2 separate regions of the Homo sapiens genome follow, and region 1 is linked to region 2. The links are chromatin contacts, found by POLR2A ChIA-PET in ENCODE. All regions are on one chromosome and are shown on one strand. The core of a region is the stretch at or near the end of the contact, and the rest is flanking DNA. Distances in the headings are between cores, read along the strand shown. Region 1 has its middle 45 kb from the start of NDFIP1. Region 2 has its middle 22 kb from the start of SPRY4-IT1.

Region 1 (6,067 bases), core at 967-3,466, 230 kb after region 2:
TCCCCTGCTTCAACTCTTGCCTTCCTGCAGGAAGTCCATTGTCCCCTAGGCTAGCAGAGGGAGCATTTAAAAGCATCAGTGGGATCACTCCCCTCTTGTGCTTAAAGGCAACCAGTGCTTCCTATTGCCTTCAGAGTGAAAACCAGACTCCATGACAAGGCTCTGCTTATCCCAGCCCGCCTTTCTCCAGCCCTGGCTTCTGCTGCTGCCCCTGACCCCCTCATTTCTCTGCCCCTAATGCCATGGCCCGCCGCTCTGAGCCTTTGCACTTGCTCTTCCTTGGACCACTCCCAACACCTGTAGCTCCTTCTCAACTTCAGAAAGACCTTTCCTGACCATTCATTCTAAATCAGTCCAGCCTTAATTTCTCTGGATCATGTCGCCTGTTTATTAGCATCTGAGTCTCTCTCTCTTTCTACTTATTTGTGTGCTGTGTTCTCCCCAACTAAACTGGAGGCTCCCTGAAGGCAGGAGCCTCGTCTGTCTTTTTCACTGCTCTGGCCCAGCATTTTGTGCGGTATATACTTGCTGAATGAATGAACAAATGAATGAATGAATCAATGAGGAAAATGAAGAGGAAATCCCAGGGGAATATATGGTCTGAGGAGATACTCAAGGTAGGGGTGCCAAGGGAATTGCCACTCCATACAGAAGCCTGGTTCCTCCCTGTGAGGGAGTCTGGGTGGGAGCTGATCTGAGCCAGAGGCATTGGCCGTGGAGTCCAGGGGTCTCCTGTGTGGCTTCCTGAGATGGCAGAGGGAGTATCCCCACCCTGCCCCCATCAGAAATACCCAGACTGCTGGAGCAAAAGGGCACAGCTGCTGCCTCCAATGCCGATTTCCACACAGCCACTGCCTTCTTCCACCAACCACAGAGCCCCTGAGTTGCCATAGCAACAGAGGACTGCACCAGAGTCCAAATAGGGATGTCTGCATTTCCCGGCACTTCTGGCTGGGGAGGCAGGGGGTGGTCAGTCCACAGCTGTGCCTATGCCCTGTCTCTGACCTGTCCTGGTCTCTAAGCAAAGCACCCTCCTCTGCCTTTCCACCCTCATTTCACTTCCTCACTTGAAAATCTTAAGAAGAGGATCTGGAAAAATAACTAACAGGTACTAGGCTTAATACCTGGGTGATGAAATAATCTGAACAACAAACCCCCATGACACATGTTTACCTATGCAACAAACCAGCACATGCACCCTTGAACTTAAAAGTTAAAGAAAAAAAAAAAGGCCGGGCGTGGTGGCTTACGCCTGTAATCCCGGCACTTTGGGAGGCCGAGGCAGGTGGATCACCTGAGGTCAGGAGTTCGAGACTGGCCTGGCCAAAATAATGAAACCCCGTCTTTACTAAAAATACAAAAAATTAGCTGGGCGTGGCAGCCTGCACCTGTAATCCCAGCTACCTGGGAGGCTGAGGCAGGAGAATTGCTTGAACCCAGGAAGTGGAGGTTGCAGTGAGTCAAGATCGCGCCACTGCACTCCAGCTTGAGGGACAGAGAGAGACTCTGTCTCAAAAAAAAAAAAAAAAAAAAAAATTAAAAAAAAAAGTCTCAGGAAGCACTCATGTCAGGATCTTCTCTGCTTTCTCTCCGCACTGTGGAAGGAGAGGGGAGGGATGGCCTTGTCTTTGTGTCCTGTCCAGGCCCACAAATTGGACAAAAGAACAAAGGAGCAGGATTCTCTGATATCTCACAGCTCTCAAGCCTGCCTAAAGAATGTTTTCTTTTTAAATACCACTTGGTTAGTCTAGCTGGTCACCTCCTGGAGTTTTTTAGTTTCTATCAACTGCCTTTTTGGTACCCCTAAAGAAACTCCTGAAGAAGCAAAACCTGCCTTTTACTCCCCAGAAGCTAAGAGCCTTTTGGAGGAGCTGCTGTTGTTGTCTGTCAGAATAACAACAACAGCATCTACCACTCACTAAGTGAATGTGTGACATGCATCACTTCTCTCCATCCTTACAACCGCCCTGCGAAAAAGGTGTTAGTAGTCCCATTTTGTATGTAAGGAAACTGAGGTCACATAGCTGCTAAGAGGCCACGCTGCAATCTGAGCCCTGGACTCTCAGACTCTGAATCCCAGGCCATTGGCCGCTGCTTTATGTTGGGAGGCACAGCCAGCTCCATGGAATGACATATTTAGCTTCCCCAGCCCCAGCCAGTCCCCTGGGTCCTCACGTGGCTCCCTCCCAGCCATGGTGGCTAGCAGTTGTTGGCTCTGTCCCCATGCCACGTCACCCCCACAGGGATCTGATGGCAACTCGCTCAAAGTGGGAACAAAGGCAGCATTTTTAGCCCCTTCTTTAGAAACCTTGACTCCTTGCCACATACGCGGCCACTCGGATTGGCTGTTACCATGGTAACTGGCTGCCGCTCTCTGTCCAATTATGTCAGCCCTGAACTGCAGGGCTTCCGTGCCCATTTCCTGCCCGATCTCCCCAGCCTGCCAGCCCAGCCCCTCTGACCTCCAGGCAGCTTTGAATGCCTATGCTTTCTAATTACAGCTGCCTTTCAATGCCCCTGTCCTTTCTGAACCCTTTGTAATCTGCATGGAACTTCTCCCAACAGCCCATTGTCACACTCAGCTCCCTGGCCCTTTATCTGTGGTTTCTATAGCATTGATTGTGTATCTGGCCTTGTACCCAGCATACACACACGCCCCAAAGGGCACACAGCTTGGGCACAGAAATTTCAAACATCCCAGGCTCAGTGCCTGGCACTGAGATGTTTCTCCTGCAATTGTGACCTCGTTGGGGGTCTCAGTGGTCTGATTTCAAGCCATCTTCTTTGTACATTCATTTGTTCATTCAATGACTCATGAGCACCTATGATGTGCCAGGCACTAGGGATACCAAGTTAAACAAGACAAAATGGAACTTTACATTTTTGGGGGGTGCAGGGGTGATCAATGTAAACACGTAAGCAATTAAGTAAATACATGTAATTTTGGATCATGTTAAGCACGGTGAAGAGAAAGAAATGAGGGACCCCAATTCTGGGATGGACACTTGCTTCTGTCCTCACTCAAGCTCCCCACTTCCAGCCAGAGGGGTTCACCAGATGAAGGGGGTGAGGAGGAGGTGCTTGGTGTCCATTGGGCACTTTGGATGCAAGTGGCAGAGACCAAAGTTCAGCAGCTTAGGGAAAAGGGTGCTCTGGGCAGAGCTGCAGCTGGAGCTCTGAGGCCTGAAAGTCACCAAGACTCAGTTATCGTCTCTTCTCTCTGCATCCCTCTCAGACGTCAGCTTCCTTTCCTCTCCTTGCAGCAGCTTTTCTTTTCTTTTAATTTTTAAATTTTATTACTATTATTACTATTTTTGACACAGAGTCTTACTCTGTCACCCAGGCTGGAGTGCAACGGCATGATTTCGGGTCACTGCAACCTCCACCTCCCGGGTTCAAGCGATTCTCCTGCCTCAGCCTCCCAAAGTAGCTGGGACTATAGGCGCCCGCTGCCACACCTGGCTAATTTTTATATTTTTGGTAGAGACAGGGTTTCACCATGTTGGCTGAGTTGGTCTCGAACTCCTGACCTCAGGTGATCCACCCACCTCGGCCTCCCAAAGTGCTGAGATTACAGGCTTGAGCCACCATGCCCGGCTAGCTTTTCCCACATGACAGAAAGCATGGCTGTGGACAGATCCTATGAATTTTACCTTTCACTGCCTCAGTCATGGGAGACAGCCTGACCTCAAGCATTCTTGAAGTCTAAGAGACAGAAACCAAGGGAAGAGGCTTAATGGCCCAGGTCAGAGGTTCCCATACCTGGACTAATCAACTAAGCCCAAGGATGGGATCAGAGTACAGACAAGGAGGCTCCCTGGTTTCTGGCTAGCCCTCTGTGGTTGCAGAAGGCAGACAATCCCAGCATCTAGAACACCCTTGCAAAGTGAAACTCCCCTAGGTATGTGCCCTTCACTCCCTCACCTCATCCCACCCAGCCCTACCCCTGCTTTCTTACTTTCACAGTCTCACTTCTGCTCCTGAGAGGCAATCTTATGGCCTATGCTCCAGCTCAGTCCCAACTCTTTAAAATAAATAAATAAATAAATATATAATTTTTAAAAATTTATATTATTGACTAGAGTCACCCTGTTGTGCTATCAAATAGTATGTCTTATTCATTCTTTCTATTTTTGTACCCATTACCCAACCCCCGCCTTCCCCCTACTACCTACTATGTCCATGAGTTTGTTTTGATTTTTAGATCCCAAAAATAAGTGAGAACATGCAAAAAATTAAAATTAAAAATTAAAACAAAATTTTTGTGGGGATAGAGTCTTGCTCTGTTGCCCAGACTGGAGTGCAGTGGCGGGATCATAGCTCACTGCAGCCTTGAACTCCTAGGCTCAAGTGATCCTCCCACCTCAGTCTCCGGAGTAGCTGTGACTACAGGCATGCACCACCATGCCTGGCTTTTTTTTTTTTTTTTTTTTTTTTTTTGTAGAAACAGGGTCACATCACCTTGTCCAGCCTGGTCTTGAACTCCTGGGCTCAAGCCATCCTCCCACCATAGCCTCCCAAAGTGTCGGAATTACAGGTGTGAGCCACTGCACCCAGCCTCAGTCCCGACTCTTAAGGTCAGTCTTTGAGGTTGACCTCAAGTGAGTCCCACTCACTTCATGCATGACCCCAAGTCACCACCAACACCAGGCTACTGTATACAGCAGGTTTTACTGAAGGTCTGGGGGTGACAGATGGGGAACATCCCATAGCTCACAAGACCAACTTATGCTCCAACAGAATCATTTCTCAGTCTTCCAGGGCTCAGACTAAGGATGTTGCATTGTTTGCTCATTGACTTCTCCCCCAGGGTGCACCCTGAAATTCCTTGTTACTTTCTAATGCAGAAGTATTCAGTTTTCAGCTTCCATCCAAATCAAACTCCTGAGCCTACCTTGGCATAGTCTCAAAATACATTAAGTGCTTTGCTAAACAAAGGAATCTTCATTGTGAGCCTCCAAAGGACAGGAGAAGCTTTGGAGCTGTAGTTATTTTTTAAAATTTATCTGCTCTCAAATTCTTAGGGGTCCTATTCCCAAAGACCACAGCAAACACAGGAGGTGGGATGGAGCAGGGTTCACACATGCACTCTGATGTGGCCCCAGGATAAAGTGCTGTCCCACTCAATATTCAATAAAGTGCTTTCCCCCTCTTGTAAGGTTGATTGGGGAAACTTAGATGTGTTATATTTTACTATGTCTCCTATCTTAGTCTGTTGTGTGCTACTACAATAGAATACTTAAGATTGAGTAATTTATAAAGAACATAGGTTTATTTCTACTGTTCTGGGAAGTCCAAGGTCAAGGGTCCTGAGTGTAGCAAAGGCCTTCTTGTTCCCATGGCAAAAGGTGGAAAGCAAGAAAGTGTGGGAGAGAGCCAAAGAGCAAGAGATGGAACTTGCAGCCTCAAGCCCTTTTATAATTGGCATTCATTCATTCATGGGGGTGGAGCCTTCATGACCTAAACATCTCCCATTAGGCCCCATCTCCCAACACTGTGGCACCGTGGATTAAGTTTCCAATACAATGCTTTTTGGGGAGACACATGCAAACCATGGCAAGGACAGGAGTGGGAGTGGGAGAGTTCATATATCCTGATGTGGCCCCAGGATAAAGGGCTGCTCCCCTCAATGCTGAGCTTTTGTAAGGTTGATTGGGAAAAACTTGTATGTGGTATAACTCACTATATATCCTTTGGGGTTAGATCAGTGCTGCATGCTCAGATCCCTTAGCCTTCCTTTGAGGGATGGGTTCAACAAGCTACATACCAGCCCAAACCCTGACAGTAACACAAAGGAAGAATGAATGGCTCCCAGACTGTAGAGGTGGGGGACACCTCAGCAAGAGACACAGATGGGAGAAGAGAAAGACTTATGAAACATGGAGAGAGTCACTCCCATTGTGGGTTCTATTTTCCAGCTGAAGAAGTTCAAGTGCATGCTTGCATTTCCAGAGCCTACCCTTTTGCCTCTCAGAGCTATGGGATCTGAAAATGCTAAAATTCTAAGAGTCATCTCCTCTGAGTCTCCCTATTGGATCCATAAAGATTCAAAGATGACAGGCATCTG
Region 2 (5,925 bases), core at 894-3,393:
TATATTGACTATCAGTACTTTTTTCTTTTCTTTTAATGAATGAACCCCTCCCCCACTGATAGACATTTACATTGCTTCCACATTTTTTTGATCACAGCCACTGTGGCAGACACCTTGGTTGATAGCTATCCTTCATTTTTTATTGCTGCCCCACGTTTGTTCTGGAGTTCACCCCCTTCCCATGTGACTCAGGGAAGAATAACCCTATTCACGTCTCCAGCTGTAAAACCCAGAGGAGTCTTATCAAATGTGACTGTACCAGGTGTTGGCATGTGATGCAGTGCAGGCCGATGGGAGGTGAGGGGAAATCTAGGGGGACTTCTGGGAAGTTTCTTTGTTTTATTTTGTTTTTTTTTGAGATGGAGTTTTGCACTTGTTGCCCCAGGCTGGAGTGCAATGGGGCGATCTCGGCTCACCGCAACCTCTGCCTCCTGGGTTTAAGCAATTCTCCTGCCTCAGCCTCCCAAGTAGCTGGGATTACAGATGCACACGATCACGCCCGACTAATTTTGTATTTTTAGTAGAGATGGGGTTTCTCCATGTTAGTCAGGCTGGTCTCAAACTTTCGACCTCAGGTGATCCACCCACCTCAGCTTCCCAAAGTGCTGGTATTACAGGCATGAGCCGCCACGCTGGGTGAGCTGGTTTATGACTGGCAGCCAAAGGCTTCCTAACTTACAGAGCTAGTACATTTTTCTATTTCTTTACAAGGCTGGTGTTTAGAATTATCATAGGGTTGGGAAGGTCATAACTCATTGAATTGTATATATTAAATATGCACAGCTTTTTATATGTCAATCATACCTCAATAAAGTTATTGGGAAAAAATTCACCTTGACTATAAGTACAATAAGTCACTATTTTTTGTTGTTGTTTTTTAGAGACAGGGTCTCACTCTGTCACCAGGTTGGGGTGCAGTGGCACAATCATAGCTCACTGCAGCCTCAAACTCCTGAGCTCAAACAGTCCTCTCACCTCAGCCTCCGGAGTAGCTAGGAATACAGGTGTGTGACACCACACCCGGCTAATTTTTTTTTTTTTTTTTTGAGATGGAGTCTTGCTCTGTTGCCCAGGCTGGAGTGCAGTGGTGCAGTCTTGGCTCACTGCAACCTCCACCTCCTGGGTTCAATCGATTCTCCTGCCTCAGCCTCCCAAGTAGCTGTGATTACAGGTACCTGCCACCACACCTGGCTAATTTTTTTTTTTTTTTTGAGATGGAGTCTTGCTCTGTTGCCCAGGCTGGAGTGCAATGGCGTGATCTTGGCTCACCAGAACCTCTGCCTCCCAGGTTCAAGCGATTCACCTGTCTCAGCCTCCCGAGTAGCTGGGACTACAGGCGTGAGCCACCATGCTTGGCCCTAATTTTTTTTTAATTGATTTTTTACATTGCTATGTTGCCCAGGCTAATAAGTCACCATTAAAAACCCTTCCTGAGATTTTCCTTGGAACTAATGTCACAAAGACATGTTTTAAATGGCTCAATGACTATTTTGTAGACAACCATATTCAGCTCTATATGGTCATCTGCAGCATTCAGAGGGTTTGGCTACTAGACTGCCCATAGGTAGTGGCTATTCCCCTCGCCAACCCCTGACACAGGTAGAAGAAATGGAAGAGGAGTTCTAGGGTTTTTCAAAGTGTGTTCTATTAGTTCTTTTAACAACCCCCTTTTTCTCAAAGGCAAGGGGGAGGGCACAGAGCTTCAACTTCTAAAATCTTCCAAAGTGGATCACATGGAATGTTGTCTCTAAAATCAAAATCATATTTTCCTTGTAACTCCAGGAAGGAGGGGGAAGTCAGATCTTAAACAGGTCTCAAATTAGAAACAGTCCCCCCTCCCTCCATGTTATACAGCCCAAGTCTTTCTCTTGTGGACTTTCAGACTGGAGCCCTGCCAAAAATGTAAGCAAGAATTTGGCCCATTGTTACTTTAAATATCCTGTGTCGCAGGCCATCTAGGAATGTCTAAGTATGGGAATTTTCCTTTTGAGGTCTGGGATGTAGATATAAATAAACCATTTGTTGGATTCTGTCTCCATCCTGCCTCTCCTAGCTTCAGTGGCCATGAATAAGGCAGCCTTGTAAATAACGGTTACCAGCCCACTCCGTGGGGGAGGCCGGAAGCGGAATCCATTAGGATCATTTCCCTTTACTCTTTAACAATAACTTATCCAGGCCAGGCGAGCTGGGGAGTAGCTATTTCCAAGGCTGCCCCACACGTCTCTTGAAAATGCAGTCTGGGAGATCATGGTTTAACCTGATTCATCCTGGCCCTTCTGCCTCCATGTTAAAGTTTGAAGAGCTCATATTTCTGGTAGACTGAATAAGAAGAAAGCTTTATTTCCATCTGCCTTACCACCTCTTCCCCAAAAAGGATCTGCTGAAGTTAGCAGATGACACAGATGACCTGGTGGAGGCAGTTTATAGCTGTCTCTCACCTTCTAGCTCTGACTTCCCCAAGTTTCTCTGACCTTGGGATAAGAAAAAACCCAACAACCTGCAAGCACTGCTTTGACACTAAAGGAGCCTCCCCACGTCTCAGTTTCCCCATCTGGAAAATGGGGGTAATAATGACCTCTCTCACACGGACTCTTGTCAGAGGTCAGTGAGAGTCTGTGTATAGCATTTACCATGAGGTAAGAACTCAATAAAGGAAAGAAAACATAGAGCTGAGGGAGAAGGAGGAGAAGAGGGAGACAGAAATAGAGAAACGGAGGGCAGACGGGGAGAACCACAGTGATATGTGGGGTGGGGACAAATTGAGAGCACAGATCTAGAGAGACACAGGAAGGCAGAGGCTGAGATGATATGAGAAGCTCTCGAGGGGAAAAGGAGGGACAAAAGTGGCTTTCTCTCTTGCATAGAGTTGATAAAGCTCCCCAGAGTCCCCACTGCCTGCTGATAAAGGGTCAGGGAAGCTCCACAGCTGAAAAAGGAAAAATTATAACTCAGATCCTCTTATAGTTAGCAGAGATCCAAACAAGAGCAGAGGTAGTGCCTGCTAACTGGCCTTCCCCGAGGGCCTTACAGCTGGTCAACCAGGTCAAGGTCAACCAGGTCAACTAACCTTGACTGAGGGCCCAGTATGTACCAGGCACAGGCCTGGGCTCAGGCTATGTAAGGAGCAAGACCATCATGGAGGGTGCATACATTCTAGAGTGAAGGAGGCAGACAAGAAGCAGGTACGTAAGAAATAGATGGTCAGGATAATTTTAAAGAGTAAAAAATGCTGCAGGGAAATTAAGTCCGGTAACAAGGTAGCAAATGATGCAGGTAGTGGTCAGGGAAGGCCTCTCTTAGAAGGTGATGTTTGAGCTGAAACCTGGTTTGAAATTTGGGGGTCTGAGCCTCCACTGTGGTTTTACCTAGCAGGCTTCCCGGACTTAGTCCTTACATGCACATGCACACCGTAAAAAAGAGACCAAAGAAAAATCTGCAAGAATTGCTCAAATAACACAAGACGGGGATGAACTGGATCTACAGGTCTAGAGTTATTCAGAACTAAAGACGCCTGTCACACGGCTTAAGCAAGAGCAGGAAGGGGCTGCCAGGCCTCTGGGAAGACCTCCCTGGGGAGGGAGCAGGCAGACAAATGGCCCGGATAGAGATCCCCCGCTACGTGATGTTTTCCTTCCTAAAGATAGCGCCCAGCTCACTGAATCACCCGGGCTTCCTCTAACAGCGGAGAAACTTCACACTTCCCAGCCCTGCAGGCCCCCAACCCACCTCTGCCTTTGCCAGGGACTACAGGACCGTGATCTACATACAAAGAAAAGCCCAGGGATGGGGGTTTCAAGGGGAGCCAGGGGAAGAGTTCCAGGCAGGAAGCCTCTCCTTGACCCAGGAATACAAACCGGGTTGGAACTGCTGCCTTCAGGTCAAAGCTGCCAAAACAAAGTTAAAGGTGTAAAAACAAAGTGAGAAGGTCACACAGCTATGGGCCTCTCTCTCTGGAACCCAGGGGTGGGGGTGAGGCGTGTGTGTGAGAAAGACTTGACTAAAAAGCACTTTTCAACCATTTTAACCGCAGATGTCCCTCCACTGCGATGAAAGAGCGTGAGAAGGGTGGGTGCCCAGCATTCGGCGGCTGCTTTCATTCATTCCGTAAACGCGTATTTTTACGCGTTTTAACCGAGCCGAAGTCTCGGTTTCTCTCCCAGCCTGCTTTTCCTACAGCTTTCCTCATCTAAGATTCAATTTACCTGGTAGCTCAGGCCAAAAATCTTGGGCTCATTCTTGGCTTCTTTCTTTATTTCCTACCGTACATCTGATCCAGCAGCAAAATCGTATTGAAAATTTTTTTTTTTTTTTTTTTTTTGAGACAGAGTCTCGCTCTGTTGCCCAGGCTGGAGTACGGTGGCACGATCTCGGCTCACGGCACGCTCCACCTCCCGGGTTCACGCCATTCTCCTGCCTCAGCCTCCCGAGTAGCTGGGACTACAGGGGCCCGCCGCCACGCCCGGCTAATTTTTTGTGTTTTTAGTAGAGATGGGGTTTCACCGTGTTAGCCAGGATGGTCTCGATCTCCTGACCTCGTGATCTGCCCACCTCGGCCTCCCAAAGTGCTGGGATTACAGGCATGAGCCACCGTGCCCGGCCGTGTATTGAAAATTAAAGGTGTACATTCAAATGATTGGATCTGTTCTCACCACCTCTGCCAAAACAGATCCAGAATCCTATCAGTTCTCACCATCTCCACATCTGCCACCATCCTCCAAGCCACCATTCTCTCTCTGGATTATCTCTAAACAGGTCTCCCCCTGCCTCCCCGAGGGAATCAGCTGGGAGCGTTTACCAGCAGGGTGGCCTTGGGCTACTTCACCCCTCTGCTCTTCAGTCTCTGCATCTGAACAGGGGAGAGAGTAATGGTACCCCCCTCATGAGACACTTGTGAAAATGACATAAAAGAAGTCACAGCCTTCCAAGAGTGCCTGGCATAGGAAGTCCTAGCATTCTGATTTGTCTATTGTTTCACTTACCACACTGGTTGTTTAACAGTCATCTCCTCTGGCTGGGCGGGGTGGCTTACGCCTGTAATCCCAGCACTTTGGGAGGCCAAGGCGGGAGGATCACATGAGGTCAGGAGTTCAAGACCAGCCTGACCAACATGGAGAAACCCCATCTCTACTAAAAAATAAAATAAAATAAAAAATTAGCCAGGGGTGGTGGCACATGCTTATAATCCCAGCTACTCAGGAGGCTGAGGCAGGAGAATCGCTTGAACCCAGGTGGTGGAGTTTGCAGTGAGCCCAGATTGTGCCATTGCACTCCAGCCTGGGCAACAAGAGCGAAACTCTGTCTCAAAACAAAGCATAACAGTCATCTCTCATTAGATTGGGTGGCGCTGGGAGGCTGGAGCCATACCTAACACCTAGCACAAAATCAGAAGTTACTCCTCCGCTCAACCCCCTCTCCCCCACATCCCCAGGCTTCTCTTTTCCTTTAAAACAGTGTCTAAAGTCCACGTAGTGGCCCATGGGCTCCAAGTGACCTGTCCCTGACTGTATCTCTTCCACCCACCCTACCTCTTACTCACTTCCTTCCTGCCACATGGCCTTCCTCAGGGTCCTTCCATCACACCAGCATGTTCTGTCTCCCGGCCTTTGGATGTGCTGATCCTTTGGTCTGGAAAGCTCTTTGGCCACATATTTGCATGGCTCGCCACTCCTTCACTTCATTCAGGTCTTTGTTTAGTTGCTACCTCCTCAGAAAGGCCTTATCTATTTTTTTTTTTCCTTTTTGAGACAGAGTCTGGCACTGTCACCCAGGCCGGAGTGCAGTGGCATGATCTTGGCTCACTGCAACCTCCACTTCTCAGGTTCAAGCGATTCTCCTGCCTCAGCCTCCTGAGTAGCTGGGATTACAGGCACTCACCACCACGCCTGGCTAATTTTTGTATTTTTAGTAAAGACAGAGTTTCACCAT

Evidence for each region. ChIA-PET counts read pairs that join two places held with the same protein, here RNA polymerase II (POLR2A).
Region 1: POLR2A ChIA-PET joins it to region 2 with 11 read pairs in WTC11. The contact joins two enhancer-like sites. POLR2A ChIA-PET finds 5 or more read pairs at or near these places in 2 of 52 experiments (OCI-LY7 and WTC11).

Annotation. Positions count from the first base shown.
Region 1 is chr5:142,060,325-142,066,391 of GRCh38, reverse strand. No RefSeq gene overlaps it. Among named protein-coding and RNA genes, the nearest start is that of NDFIP1, 45 kb to the left of the region's middle. Within about 2 kb of position 2,216, at least 16 of the 41 ENCODE cell types and tissues checked have a DNase peak (open chromatin) inside an H3K27ac peak, as active enhancers do.
Region 2 is chr5:142,293,294-142,299,218 of GRCh38, reverse strand. No RefSeq gene overlaps it. Among named protein-coding and RNA genes, the nearest start is that of SPRY4-IT1, 22 kb to the left of the region's middle. Within about 2 kb of position 2,143, at least 5 of the 41 ENCODE cell types and tissues checked have a DNase peak (open chromatin) inside an H3K27ac peak, as active enhancers do.